Regions from separate parts of the Mus musculus genome. Here region 1 is linked to region 2. The links are chromatin loops, found by intact Hi-C in ENCODE. Cell type or tissue: left cerebral cortex. All regions are shown on one strand.

What was found. A loop is a pair of places that touch in the nucleus more often than their neighbours do. Peaks named below come from ENCODE experiments on the same cell type or tissue, not always from the same donor. Only the 100,000 strongest peaks of a DNase experiment are listed, where the experiment ranks them.
Region 1: it touches region 2 in a loop (8-fold over the local background); 2 of 42 quality-filtered maps call a loop at or near these places.

What each region holds. Positions count from the first base shown.
Region 1 is chr11:93,585,958-93,593,957 of GRCm38, forward strand. The region is part of intron 7 of Car10 (carbonic anhydrase 10); the gene reads left to right. Among named protein-coding and RNA genes, the nearest start is that of Gm24856, 180 kb to the left of the region's middle. In left cerebral cortex, a CTCF peak has its summit at 3,481; DNase peaks (open chromatin) are centred at 527, 2,017, 2,665 and 4,901; H3K27ac peaks cover 2,675 bases.
Region 2 is chr11:93,486,796-93,494,795 of GRCm38, forward strand. Car10 (carbonic anhydrase 10) reads left to right here. Exons shown (of 10, transcript NM_001361708.1): 5 at 3,697-3,882. Among named protein-coding and RNA genes, the nearest start is that of Gm24856, 77 kb to the left of the region's middle. In left cerebral cortex, no CTCF peak of the experiment used is centred here; DNase peaks (open chromatin) are centred at 399, 1,314, 3,066, 3,608 and 2 more places; H3K27ac peaks cover 3,126 bases.

The DNA of each region.
Region 1 (8,000 bases), 99 kb after region 2:
CTAAACTACCCATTTCAATGCAGAGTTCCAATTTGACTTGCTCTCTTAGATGAAGTAGCCATACTTCTTTGTACTGAGCATCAAAAATTCTGAGGTGATGTGGAAGGGGTACTCTGCACACCCCAGGGCTGGTGCTATACATCTAGCTTCTTATCACATGAGTCTTCCGAGTGGGCATGTTTACTATCCCCAGTACACAGATGACACCAAGGTCAGAGGAAGGTAGCTGTGTAGTCACTGACTTCTACATAATGAGTGAGTGATCAGTCAGAACTAGGTGTTCACTTCTCACTGCTACACGTGCAGGTTAGTCAAGATTTCTCTCCTGCAGTCAGAGGTCCCCAGATCAGCTAAGGCAGAGGGACCTACATGGTTCTCATCTTTCCAGCATCAGAGGAACACCCAGCAAGTATCTTTGCCATCAGTCCATGAATTCCTGGGATGCTGCGTAAGGCTTGGTCTTGAAATATGTTCTCTCTCACTACCACTTATTTTGCACTACCCAGCACCTGCCACATGACTAAGATGCTCAACATCACAGCCCTCCCACAGAGATGGGGATTTGGGGGGAAGGAACTTCCTGAACCTCAACCCCATACTTCCATACTAAAGAGCATGGTTTCACACCTGGATATTCCTGGGTACCATTCTTACGTCACTCTTGCTTCTCTCCTAAAAAGTAGAAAAAGATAAGTTCTGAGGTCTCAAAACCAATTATAATTCTGGTGTTTTGACATGGTGCAAAACCTTTCAGCATGCTTTTCACTTAAACTGAATCTTGGGTTGATTAGCCACAGCATTGCTTCTTACAATTGGGGTTAGTTGCTTAGAAGGGGCATCAACTAACCACAGAACTAATGCAGTGACACTTGGCCAGCTCAGCCTGATCCTGCTCCAAGTTATCAACTCCTATACACATGCTATCTTATATGGAGATCGCCTATGGAAATCAGTATCCTCCAGAGGACACCGCCACACTGTCCTAATTGGCATACATAGTGGTCAGAGAAGGCATCTTAGACTGGAAGCCATTCTGGGTCTTCAAGCAGACTACCATCTCCTACCAAAAGGAGCACTCTGGGATAGGTAGATGGCTCAGAGGATGAAAGCACTTGAATCCTCAGCATCTACAAAACCACCCAAGCATGTATGTGTCTGTATAACCCCATCACTATGAGGGACAGAGATAGGAGGACCACTGAAGATTATTGGCTGCCAGGCTAGCTCTATGCTCAGTGGTAGACCCTGTCTGGGGAATAAAGAAGAGAATAATAAAGCAAGACAAATATACTCAATGACCTCCTTATATATGCTCATATACAACACAACCCACACACAACACATATTCATATACATATGCATTTACCATACGTAGAAAAAAAAGGTATATTATGGTTTTTTGATTAAAAATAAACTATACAAAGGCTGAAGAGATAGCTCAGTGGCTAGGAGAAATTAGTCCTCTTGCAGAAGACCCTGGCTCAATCCCTAGCATCTACATAGTGGCTCACAGCCATCCATAACTCCAGCTCCAGGGAATCCAAACCCTTCTTTTGACTATTTTTGTAGGCACCAGGTATCCATGTGGATATCTATATATGCAGGCAGACAAAACATTCATACATATAAAATAAAATTTACTAAGTCTGAAAACCTTTTAAATAGACTACAGTGTGGCAAGGGTAAAGACAGAAGGTGGTTGTAACCATCAAATAATGGGGCAATGGTACTGATGGTGACCAGGTCAACGAGGGAAAGGTGGTGATAGGTGATTGGATAAATTTTAAGTCAGCAGCAGATTTCTTGCTAAATCTCTTTTTAATGTGCAAGGGAAAACAGAGCCAAGGATTCCCATGAAATTTTTAGTTCAAGTCACTGGAAGGAAGATATTTCCATCCCCTGAGATGGGGAAGACTCAGATGCAGCGTGCTTGTGGGTGGAGAAGGGATCACAGATCTTGAACATGTCGTGCTTGGGATTTCTATTAGGCATTCAAGAGGAGGTGTGGTGTAGGCAGTTGGGTATATCAGCCTGGATTTCAGGAAAGAGAACCAGAGCTGTGATTGTGGACGACACTGACATCCAGATGGCATTTAAACTTGGGTGAAGTCATTGGAGTAAGAATAAACACAGGAGAGAGGTGGGACAAGTCCTCACTTCTGAAAGGGCGACTCAAATCTTCATGACTTGGAATGGAAAACCACTTCTAAATATATCTCTTCAGGGCCCTATTATGGAAAAGGCTCCTCTGTGGCCAGCTTACCAGCCAGCTGAGGAGGTACAGGGAGGAAGGAACAAGCACAGGAGTCAGTTGGCACAAGATGGAAGGAGTAGAGATAGCCCACCAAGCTGAGGACAGCATTATTGATGGCGGGGATAGCTGAGAAAAGGGAAACATGGGAAAAAATCATTCTTTCAAGATGTACTATAGATAATCTACATCATATACATTATGTTATATAATATTGTTATGTTATATATTACATTACATATTATAATATATTATATATTTATACTATATATGATATATTTAAATGTAAAGGTACTCTTGCCAAAGTACGGGAGAATTTTGGACGCCATTTGGTAAAGGCCACCATTATCATGGGAGAGGAGCAGACCTGGTGTGTTGTTCTTTCCTCATTGTGGTGATAAAATGCCTGGCAAATGCAACTTAAGTATGGGAGATTTAATTTTGGCTCACGGTCCCATGGTGGGGAAGATATCATGGCAGCAGGTGTTGGAAGCAGCTTGTTGTACTTTCCACAGTCAGAAGAGCTGAGCAAGGTGAATGCTTGAACTCAGCTCTCTCTCTTCTATGTCCCAAGGACCCCAGTGCACAGAGTGGTGCTGCTTACATATAGGGTGGCTCTTTCTACCTCAATAAACCCATTCTAGAACCCACCTTGTCGACATAGTCAAATGTTTGTTTCCATGATGATTTGAAGTCCCATTGAGTTGACAAGGCTAACCTTCACACTAGGCTCCTATTCTAGCTCTAGCACTGTCTTTGCTTTCTGATGTCAGAAGAGGTCAGAAGCACAACTCTGAGATTTGATGGCCTCATCAGCAAGCTAATGCTCAAAGGGCTGGGTGGGGATTAAATAAGGTAGTAGATCAATTGCCTGGATAGTAACAAATGTGAACTCAATGTGCAATATATTTGTGTCCCTACACTGTCTTAAGGCATATGCCTGTTGAATCCTGTTCCTTCAGGTTGGGAGGCAAGTCATTGTTGTGCCGAGAACAGTTTTATTCTGAAGATGAGTCCAGTGTAGGCCACACAAGCAGTGTCAGAGTATGCTTGCTTTTAGAGAAGCATACGCATCATGGATCTAAGTAGTGCACACAAGGACTTCATGAGATGTTACTAGTTTCCATGGGAACTTAAATTTCATTTTTTAAATTATTCTGTGAGCTTGGGTATTTTGCCTTCAAATATGTCTGTGCACCATTTGAGTGCAGTGCCCCCCAGAGGTTCAGAAGAGGGAGTCAGATCCTTTGGTACCAGAGTTACAGCTGATCTTGAGCCATCATGTGGGTGCTAAGGATGGAACCCACATCCACTGGAAGAGCAGCCAGTGCCCTTAACTTCTGAGCCAGAAGCTTACACTTCATATATCTGAGTAGAACTTGTAAAATATTCTCACTAACCATGACTGACAATAGAAAAGACCAGCTTGAATTAATTTCAGGCTGAATTTTAAAAGTCTTCTAGAGAAAATCCATTTTATTAAAGTCAAATTCTGCTTCAGCAGAGTGAGGGTCAAGACTGAAAGCATGACATTAAAAAATGGATTTTCTTAGAAAGGCTTTTCTTGAGGAGATATTGGTAATTTAGCTCGAAGTACTTTAATTTTTAATGCACTGTACGGGTATGGTGTTTGTAAGCCTGTTTCCCTTGTTAATTAATTAGTAGACATGGCACCTCAATTACATGAAAGGTAACATTTGTATCATTTTAGTAACACTTGATTTCATTGAACCAGAACCCTTTTCTACAGTATTTTCAAGAGATGAAACTAATGATTAATGGATTGCAAAGACTCCTTCTAGAATGGATAACAAGCAGTAGTTATCAGAGCATTGCCACAGTGAACATTCTTCTCAAATCCTCGGGCAGAGTGTTAGTCTGGTGACTTTATCTTCTTTCAATTGCCATCCTCATTTGTTATGTCTTAGATGTCAACCATCCCCACAGGCCTGAGTGTCTGTGCACTTAGTCCCCATGTTGTAGTACTGTTTTGGAAGGTGGTAGAATCTTTAGGAGTGAGACCTTACTGCAGGAATTAGGTCATTAGGAGTAATAGCCCAATCCTTGTTCAATCCAGACCTATCTGTTTCTTGACTGTTAAGGCAATGAACCTACCTATATTACCCTCCTGCTGTCAGAGCTATGAGCCACTCCCACCACCATGTCTTTCCTGACATGATGGAATGTAGTCCCTAAAACTGTGAGCCAAAAGAAATCCTTTCTCCCTTAAGTTGTGTCTCCCAGGTTTGCAGTCACAATGAGGAGAAGTAACTAAGACAGTGCTCAAGTCATGGATAGGAGAGCTTAGATCTAACAAAGAATGCAGGGGACCACCACATCCAATTATAAAGACATCAGCTTACTGTGTTAACAGACCCACTCTCCAAGGCAATAAAGACACAGTACTGGAGGCATATGGAGGAGAGTTTATAAACATGGCAATCGTCACACAGAGTAAGCCCCTTAAAAGGTGCTTTAACTAGCCTATTTGTAATTTCAAGTTACCCACGCTTCCTCCTGAATTTCCTAGTAAAATATGGATGTGTAGGCAAGCACAGACTATCCTGTAACTGCCTTCAACTTCACAGCTCTCAGGGCGAGTTCTTCACACAGTTCCCTAGGGAACACAGTGTAAGTGTGTTGAAGGATCACCAAAGAGCTTAAGCACAATGCTCCAGGTGCCTTTCTCAATGCTCAATTGAATGTGTACTCTCATTTCAGAGGAACAGACTTAGAAGTGTTTTCTCATAGTGGGAAGCACCACCCACCTATTTCCATGTTGCTGTCTCAGTAGATACTCACAGCAGTGAGAAACTGATGAGATGGAACTTACCTCTAAGAATACAGCTCTCAGAGGCCCTTTTCTTCATTTGTTGTCTGTGTAAAACAAAAACATGATACTACTTTATTCTATTGTAATTGCCTTTTTTGCCTCGTTTCAGTTGAACTTGCCTCAGATTACAAGGGGGAATGTTATTTATTCCATATACTAAAATTGCCTCATAGTTTCATATTGATCAAAGCCAGTATTGATTTTGGGAAGTATCAGGCTGTTTTCTCAGTGGTGTGGTCTGCCTTGATAGGAACCATATAATCAGGGAGCAAGAGATGTTGACTATCAGCAGTGGCCCTTGTGAGTCAGACCCGTGCACTTGGCTAAGGCACCTAGTGAAAGTTCAGATTGAAAAAAACAAAATGATTCCCTGTTGTATTGGCTGAGACATTGCATCACAATGAAATGTTTTGCTTGAACAACAACAACAACAAGCAGAAGTTAGCTGGGGACTTTTTTATTATTCACTTTACATCCTACTCACTGCCCCCTCCCAGTCAGCCCCTCCCACAATACTTCCCCCAAGAAGCTGGGGGCTTCTTGGTTGTAACTCTGAGAACTCAGGATAAGATAAATTCTAGATCCAACATAGTGTGCCACAAAACCAAAGGCACAGTGGTCAACTTCCACAGTCTTCCAGAACAGTAAAAGTCTATATATTGATTATCCAAGGGTAATTTCCTGTCCTTCTAAATCCTTATCAGACAGATTAGCAATGCAATGCTTCCATGCCAAACCTTGGCCTACTAATGATAAATTTGGCTAGATAAGCTCCTTGATGTTGAGAGATGTTTTGGGACCTATGGGATTTTTTTTTTACCTAAATATAGCCTTAGTAATAATTATCCACAACTGTCCATTGCTCCAGGTAAGGAAAAGTTTTTTGAGTTATCCATGAAGAAACAGTAAGTCACTGTCAAATATATAATTATAACTTACACTTGAATTATGACTCCCATCTTGAAGTCTGAGACTTTCCTTTCTATAAATCATTTTTTCTCATAAGAGAAATTTTGAGAGACATTTCTGAATGCCAGGGCTGAAATTTTCTGACGTACCCATAGTTATTCTTGGGCCACACTACCTCTCTCCTATGGTCTTAGTTACTTTTCTATTGCTGTGATAAGACATCATGACCAAAGCAACTTAATAGAAGAATGTTCATCTAGAATGTAGAGTTTCAGAAGGGTAGAGTTCATGACCATCATGGCGGGGAGCATGGCAGTGGGCTAGCATGGTATTGGAGCAGCAGCTAAGAGCTAGCATCTTGAGACTCAACTAAAAGGCAGAGAAAGCTAACTGGACATGGACTGAGCTTCTGAAACTTCACATCCTGCCCCCCACCCACCATGACATACCTCCTCCAACAAGGCCACACCTCCTAATCCTTCCTCAACAGTTTTATGAACTGGGGATCAACTGTTCAAACATGAGCCTATGGGGCCATGCTCACTCAAGGCACTGCACTTATCAAAATCACTGAGCAAGCTCATACTTCTGAAATTCCAATGTCTAGAAGAGCACTATTTTAAGGTCAGTCTTTGAGACAATGTTGTATGTTATATTCATGCCAATTTCAGCAATATAATTATGAGAGTTCATACATGTTTGATGTAGAAACATGATATCACCATATAAAGCTTGAAACAAGACCAAGAGCCTCATGCTGATGTCTTGGGTGTGGTGTACAAGAGATGGTAGGTGCAGTATACATTAAAGTTAGTGCTGCAGCCTCCTTTCCCATTACCTGTCCAATGTTGACTACTCCTTACTTGATTTCTGCTCAGCACCATCACTAGGTAGAGCTGCTGAGCAGAAAGCATTATATCTGATCATTTAGTCTTATGTTTACTGAACAGTCTTTGATTCCAGACCTCAGACTGGAATCCACAGTAAAAGAAGCAAACACATTCCTCAGAGGCTCACAGTTTAGTGGAAAGAGTCAGATAGCTAAGTAATTCCTGGGAAGCTGATTTAGCTGGGAAAGTCAGAGTCCTGGGAATGACAGGGAGTTTACCAGGGGAGCTGGGCAAGGATGCTGGGGGTCAGAAAGGTGACATCAATGCCATCCAACATGGCTGAGTACTTTCCTGGATTGAGCCTTGTGCTAGACAGTATTTGTAAAGCATGGTCCTATTTGTTCCTCTAATAGCCTGTGAGGCAAGTATTCTACATCACATCTGTATGCTGTAGACATGGAAACAGAGGCTCTTATCACCTATGGGTCCAAGGTCTTACAGATACAAGCAGCAAAGCCATTATTCAAACTCAGGCCCCAAGCCCAGATTCTTCATGCTGGATGGTTTCAATTTTTGTAGAGGGAAATTAAGAGTAAGCATACAGACGAAAAAGATTGTTACGAAGGGCACAGTGGCGGCTGCTGATCTCAAAAGGGTGGCCACCAAGTGTTGCCATTGTGTCTGACAGAGGGGTGACCAAAAGGACTTTCCCACCAGGACCCCAGCAGATCATGGCTGGAATATGAATGCTATGGTGTTTTGTAAACATGCTGGCACCCTATGAAGAAAATAAACACATAAAACATCATATCTTTTGTTTCTAGCCTGGCTTTCCCCAACCCTTTCCTCAAATATGGCTGTAGCATAGAGGCTGGTCTAATTTCAGGAAAATATAAATCTTCTTTATCTTGGCTCCAGTTCTGCCTAGAATCTCCCTCATGTCTACTGCATTCATCCTTCCCTCCTCCCCACCGCCCCAAATAAAATAAAATAGAATCATAGCAGCGCGCTAGAGTACCCAATATGCTCTTCGTACAAGCTTGGTTAAACAAATCACATTGACCTTTAATAAAAAAAAAACCTGCGGAATGCTTCCTTCTCTCATTCAATATGTTAATCTTCAGGCCAAACCGCCATCAGAGCAAGCCTCATTAAGTCCAAATCTGATCATGCCATC
Region 2 (8,000 bases):
TGCTAGAGGAAATCTCAAGCATCCTAAACATCACGCCAGTGCCTGGTCTCTCAGCGCCAAGCTGCTCCTTGATCAAAGCACTGTGATAGCTAAGTAACCACCTAGTCACTTGTAAGGAATCGATCATTGATTAAGTTCATGGTTTGAAGAGCAAGAGACTGGGGTCAGGCCCTGCTTCCCCAAGGACAGTCCTTTGTCTCAGGACATGAAAGGACCCAGAAGAGAGAAAAAGAAGACCTTCCCTGTGAGAAGCTGTCATCCCACACATGGTTTAGCCTGACATCTTCCCACCCAGAGAGAAGCAAATGCCCCAGGCCTAAGTATGATACCAAGAGTGGTACTGGTTTGTTGAGGACAAGATTGTGGGGATTTAAATAGGAAATCTGGGCTGAGAATTTAGCACCCATGTGGACACCAAGTAAGGATTCACACCGAGACACCATCTGCTAGTGGAAGACTGTAGCCAACTTTCCAAGAGTGAACTGCCTCTTACTTTAAAAATGCACTGACCAAATTCACATCCTCTAATAAACTGATGTCCATAGAATGAGCTGGAAGATGAGCACACTAACAAGAAACCTGGCAGATTATTAACTACTGTGCCAGAACTACACTTGCTCTACAAGGGCATCTAATGTTATAAAATAAACATGGTGGATTTGAGGATGTTGAATTTTTGCTTATTTATTTCAATTTCTTTCTTATGTTTGATTATTTGGTATTGGTTTACAAGAGTACATTATTTTTATATGGCCCTATGTTATTGATATACCATCTCAATAGGTATATATGTTCTGCTTCCATTAATACAAGAACTCCAACTAGTCTTAAAGCAGTATAAATATTTATAGTAGGGAAAACAAGGTCTTCTCCAGTCTTCATCCTAAGATGAACAGCAGCCTAGCATCCAATTCCATGTTCTTAAAAATCAATCCTATTATTACACACACACACCCAAGAACTGCATGAGGCCTTATCTATAGAGTGCAGAAGAAATAACATCCCACAACAAGCTTTCATGTGAAATTGTCCCCTGCCAGCTGTGTGTTGATTCTGGGAAAAGTCATTGAATCCTTGTCAACCTCTCTGAATTTGTTTAATTTTTCAAATGGGTAAAACACAAACATACACACACACACACACTCCCACCTCTTGCCTCATGTTACAATGAATTCATACAAAGAAGAGAGCTGTGGGGCAGTCAGAAGCAGCCTGGATATCTCCCAGAGCTTTGGCTTTCTCCACTCATGTCTGCTTCCTGGTGTGCATAAGCAAACTTCTCCCAGCATGCTGTGCGTGCACCAAAGCCATTCATTGGAAACACAGTAATTAGCATTGCAGATAAAGTGACATCAGTGCACTGCTAATTACTGCCGTGCAGATGTACTGTTAGATTCAGTTACCATACATAACATTGTCAAGCCTTTATTTTTAAATTAAAGTGCAACAAACCATACCCTGGCTACACATATTTTTATGATTAATACAAATTAATGTTATTTCATTGTGTAGGGGAAGGTTAGAGATAAGGAGATGTTGCATCTAATTGTAATAACATAATGGTATATGTTATATATTCCCTCAGCTGCCTGCGCATTGGGAGCTTATATAAGCAAGGATGAGTTCTGTGAAGACAAAGACCATGCATTCTCCTTGTGGGATCCCAAGCTCCTAGCACAGCCAGTAATAAGTGACCCTTTTTGAACATGAATGAATAGATTGCTAATGAGTGGAGGTGTGGATGAAAATGAATGAATGAATGAATGAATGAATGAAGATTCAAATGTGTTTTAGAGGGGAATCTGGGAAATAGAGAACTAAAAGGCACAGTGATTTAGTTTTGAGTCTCCTGATTCTGTTTTGCTTTTTAGTCTTTAAGATGAGCTGTCTGTTCTCCATATCTAGTCCATAGAAGTCCAAAGAGAGAGGCAAGTGGAAAGATCACCTGAAAGCAGAGGTTTCATTACCATTATCATCTACCAGGTCCTGGAAAGGGAAGATGAGTGGAAGGGAGATGGGGGAGAACCCTTCTGCATCAGTGAGACATTGTGCAAGAGCCAAGAGAGAGAAAGGAAGAAAATGAAAATGTTTGATCCATATAAATATCATTTACTTAAACTTTGACATCCAGATCATTTTTAAGCTAAGCAATACTAAACAGACTTATGTCACTGCAGACCCTTCAACCCCACCCACCCGCAGAACTCTTTGTCTTGCAAAGTTGAAACTTTATGTCCACCAAATACTAACTTCCGTTCTCTTTCTGACCCTAACCTCTGCAATCTCTAGTCTATTTGCTGCCTCTACAATTTATTCTGCTTTTGAAACCTCATATAAATGGGATATATCTAAAGTGACGACTAAGTAGGAGTGAGGTCTGTCACTTGACTGTTTTGAAGATGGCTTATAGTTTTGTTGTGTTTCCCAACTCTTGTTCCCAGGAGGGAATTTATGTTATGTCTATTGTATATTTACGGAACTTCCACTTTATGACAGTAAATAAGTCTTCCAAAGTTACATCGCTGACAAGAAGTGAATTGGGAATGTTTTGACATCAAAGACTCCATTCATTAGCAATCTATTCATTCATGTTCAGAAAGGGTCACTTATTACTGGCTGTGCTAGGAGCTTGGGATCCCACAAGGAGATTGCATGGTCTTTGTCTTCACAGAACTCATCCTTGCTTATATAAGCTCCCAATGCGCAAGCAGCTGGGGGAATATATAACATATACCAACTTTGCTTTGCATCCGTGTGTTTTTGAAACACTGGAAGAAATGCAGATGATCATGGGATATGGGCTTTGGTGGAAGTATTGTTCAAATATGCAATGCTTTTCTTTGGACACATTAGATAACTCTGATGAATGGGTTTCTTGAAATGTGGGGGATCTCAATGATAACAAGGCTGTCTGAACTTGTGACAGATGTCCACTGAAGGTGCAGAGCTCTGAACTTGCCAAGCAGTGGAGAACAAGGAAATGAAGCTGAGCATGGAGTCCAAAGAGAAAAATAAAAAGAAGGGAAAAGAAGAAACAGAAGGCTTGGTAGTGGGCGGAACTAAAGTGAGATGGGACTGAGTGAGAAATATTCTGAATGTGAGATGTGGGGTCCCATGTGACTCCCTTCAGATTAGCCCTGAGGCTATGTTCTCTGAGTGATGACCTGAACTCTCTGCATGATATCTGCCACTGAGACTGGAGAGGGACCTAACCAAAACCTTTCTGGACTGAGTGCCTGGGACTTGACAGTTCAGCAGTCTCCCACTGGGGTTTACCCCTGGTCACCTACAGGGGCTCTCTCATCTCTCATGTGGTTCCCTTAAACTCCCCTCATGGCATTCTCTGGTTTCTTACACCTGAGATGGTGCTTTTTAGCTTTTATACCATCTCTGCCTTCTAAAAAACTATGATGAGAAAGACAAGCTAAATTTTATAAGGTGCAATCTACAAAATAGTTGTCACGGCTGGTAAAAAAAATCTCTTGAGTCCCTCCCTTCGAGTTCCTGAATGATATATGTGACTTATGACTCATCAGAAGTACCTTAGAAGGCAGGCATGGAAGGAAAACGTCCTTCTGCACACAGATTTAGCCTGGTGTGTCATCAGCAGAAGATGTAAATGGGTCAGCCATACTCCTTTCTCGGTGTGGGAAGAAATAGAAGCGCTTGTCTAACCTGTTTCCCGTTGCCTTGTAGGTCAGTGGGACCATGTACAACACTGGAAGGCATGTCTCCCTCCGCCTGGACAAAGAGCACTTGGTCAATATTTCAGGAGGGCCCATGACATACAGTCACCGCCTGGAAGAAATCCGGCTACACTTTGGGAGTGAGGACAGCCAAGGGTCTGAGCACCTCCTCAATGGACAGGCCTTCTCCGGGGAGGTATGTGCACCTGCCAAAGTGCTAAGGCATAGGGCCAACTTGTAGGATTCCACGCCTACATAACAGTGAAATAACAGATGGGAAGGCTCCCTTGAACCTGAGAAAGAAAATCTGTGCCTCCTTTCTTTGTGTGCCTTTTGCTATGGTTTTTGGTTTCCCAGAAGAGGCTACAGTGAAACAATATTTCCTTCTGAAACACTAGCATAGGTGTCTTGGGACTCATACCCTGGCATGTCCTAGAGCAGTGGTCCCCAACCTTTCCAATGCTGTGACCCTTTAATACAATTCCTCATGTTGTGGTGACCCCGAATAATAAAATTATTTTGTTGCTACTTTATAACTGTAATTTTGCTAGTATTATGAATTGTAATGTAAATATATGATATGCAGGATATCTGGTATTTGATCCCTGGAGGTCATGTTCCACAGGTTGAGAAATCACTCTCCTAGAGCATAAACCAACCTCATCTTTTCTGTACCTCTTTTCTTCTAGCTCTCTGAGAATCACCTTGTCTTGCATCCCATATGACAGCTTAGCTTCCCTTCTGGTAAAGTGGGTCTTATCTGCCTAAATATATAATGTACTGTGAAATCAATGTCAAGGAACTGAAGAGTTTGCCTGACTGTCTACAGAATGGGAAATTCCACTGTGTCACACCATTGATGATGAGTGTGAGCATGGGCCACCATCAGCCCAGACCAAAAAATTAAATCAAAACAATGCAGCTAACCACCATTTCAGATGAGATAAGAGATAAGGTTTAACCAGATTTCATCTGTGAGGTGACACTTGACCTAGTTCACTCTTTATATGCATGGACAATTATAACTTAAGGAGCGAGCAGGGTCCTCATATATTAAGTAACCAGCAACTCCTAGTAAGAGTCCTCAATAACTGATGTCAAAAGGACTTGAAAATTTCAAAAGTGTAGAATATATATGGTCTGTTTATTTTGCTACTTAAGGTCATGGCTAAACCTAGAATTTTTTTTTTTTATGCAGTAAGGTCATGTGCCATCAAATAGGCCACAAGTTTAAGAAATCTCTTAGATTTTTATGTGCATCCAAAATACATTGACTGTGAGTCAGCTTAGGGACTCAACTCATTACTAGGAATACAAGGATTTAAAAATGAAAAAGGAAGAAAAGAGTTCTTGCCCCAGAGAAGTTCAAAAGGAACTATATTCAAATCATTGAAGTATAATGGCATGCTGAAATAGAGATGTACAAAGGCCCTGGCAGCCTCAAAAAAAAAAAAAAAAAAAAAAAAGACAGGGCACATTTTACTTGAAGGGGTCATGAGATGCTTCACGCAGAAGGTACCCTTTGAACTGAGCTGCGGAGAGAAGCTATGAAGAGTAATTTTAACACATCAGCTTTGGAGTCAAAGGATCTTAATTTGTAGCCCCTGCTTTGATACACACCGTGTAATCTTGGGACATCACTTGATCCTTCTAAGGCACAATTTAGACACCTCTCAAAGATATTTTAAAGTTTTAGTGGGATCCTAGATGTAAGGAGTTCTCCGTTGATAGACTTAAAAGAAAGGATAAAGCAGGGAATGAGGGATGGGACGAGCAAAGGGCCTCCAGACATGTCAGGGCACTGTGTTCTTGAGACAGTGCTCGTAGATCTGTCATCTATTAATAATGGCTGCCTAGACAACAGGCTTCAGCTGCAGTATGATATTCTCTCTGTAGGAGGAGATGTGTAAGGATTGATTAAGGATGCCTGCTAAAAAGGAACCAAGTCAAAGAACACTCTCCTGAACTAGAACATGGCAGGAAATATAACCAAAGTAGGGCAAAACCTAACAATTCAGAGACACTGAGGGAGGTCAGTCTCATGTAGCGCATCTTTAAAGATAAACTCTTCCTTACGATAGTATGCGTTATTTTAAGATTTGCTGTGACTTTATCAGTTGATTCTCTTGCTCACTGTCGCTATTTTTGTGTTTTTCTCCCTCTGCACTGTCACATTGCAGTGCTTGCCACAGCACTGTTTCTAAGTAGAAACATTATTTAAACGAGTGGGTAAAAAAAAAAAACAGATGGCTATTAGGCTAAAATCTTTACACCATTGCTTCAGTTACTCCAATGTTTAAGTAGGGTGATTTGTAACATGTACATTAACAACTTATCATTTGAATACATCTCAAAGCCTTAATGGATACATAATGATTTAATCTCAGCATATTAATTTTCCAAGACCTATTACAGACCACAGGGACTAGGTGCTTCAAATAATCTATGTTTAAAAGTTCCCAGAGAGACAGACATGGGAATGGATGTCTGGAGTACCATCACTAGGGAGGCAGGAGCAGGATGGTCAGAAGCTTGAAGTTAGCCTGAGCTACACAGCAATACCCTATCTCAGAAAATAAATGAAGAAAGAAAGAAAGAAAGAAAGAAAGAAAGAAAGAAAGAAAGAAAGAAAGAAAGAAAGGAAGGAAGGAAGGAAGGAAGGAAGGAAGGAAGGAAGGAAGGAAGGAGAGAGAAAGAACGAGAAAGAGAGAGAGAGAAAGAAAGAAAGAAAGAAAGAAAGAAAGAAAGAAAGAAAGAAAGAAAGAAAGGAAGGAAGGAAGGAAGGAAGGAAGGAAGGAAGGAAGGAAGGAAGGAAGAAAGAAAGATTGATTCCCAGGAGAATCTGATTATGTTCTTGAATGTGCATTAACAATTACATTTAAACAGAGCAGTAAATAAGAAGTAACAAGAGTGGAAGGTACTGTCAAAATCGATGCTGGGTTCTTTCCTAGACCAGATGAACCTACATCTTGGTCAGTGTGCTCTGGGTGTGCACAATTGTGAATCTTCCCAGGGCATACTGGGTAGCAACCACCATGCCAGTTACAGTGCCTGAGAAGTCCCACTTTTCTAATAGTAACTGTCTTGAAATTAGCAAGCTGGGATACAATGTGGGTTAATGAGACTTGGGCTACAGCTTTCTAAGCACACACACATACGCCACACACACACACACACACTCACACTCATACTCATACACACACACCTTCCTGCACGTTAGGCCTGAGCATCACCTTCACATAAGTATAGCCATATCTCAACCTGGGCATATCACACTAATATCAGTATATTTCTTTCCACATCCCTCAATTTGCATGATCTATAAGCTTACTAGCATATAGTGCCAGAAACCAGCATTTTGAAGGCTCCAAAATAATCTCATATGAAGACTGCTGTGCACACAGTTGGCTTTAAAGACATTGAAGCTGCCCTAGTGTACGGGAAGAATTAAACACCTATGTTACATGAAGGAAAAGACCTAAGGCCAATCGTGGAAGCAGCAGACAGTAGACATTCCACTGAATACATGTTCTAACAATGGGAGCTATCTATCAATGAAATGAGTTTGCTTCTGAAAATGGTGAACTCCCATTGCTAGATTTATTAAGCCCACAACACTTCTTAAGCAATGGGTGAACTATTAGCTTTAATGTACCTTCTAATTACTAAACTCTACACAGTCCTCAACTTTCTCCCAGAAACTCCTTCCCGTTAAATTCCAGTTAGCCTCAGGAAAAGCAAATATTTATCACGCCATAGTTGAACTCTTCCTATTTCTTTTGTACTGCCTTCAAAGCCTCCCTTGGTCTCTCTGTCCTTTGAGAGGACCCAAGTAGACGCTTCTTGCAACAAATCATGTGTTTATTTTGTTGACAGTGAGTAATACATTGCCCTCTACCCCATCTATCACTGCTGATCATGATGAGTCAATTAATACCAGGCATTTTCCTTGGCAGACTGCAGTGGCCGCTGTCTGAAAAGCTATGTGCTAAGCCTAGCCTTGTCTAGTGAGGTTATTATAATTGATGATAATCATTTGCTTTGTTTTATAAAACTGTGTGGATGTAAGACACCATTAGCAACTGCATTTTTTTTGTAAAAATTATTCATGTCCTACATGAAGAATTCCTGGATGCCTTATTGGAGGTTGGTGATAAATGAGTGTATTCAGGGCTTCAAATGTCTCAATTTTTTAAAAGGTAGGGATTAACTGTTTTTAATAATCAAGCTCCTTAGCATGCTAATCATTTTAAGTGCTTAGATTAATATCTAGTATAAAGTGGGTTATTTGTAGGATGAAACAGAAGATAATGC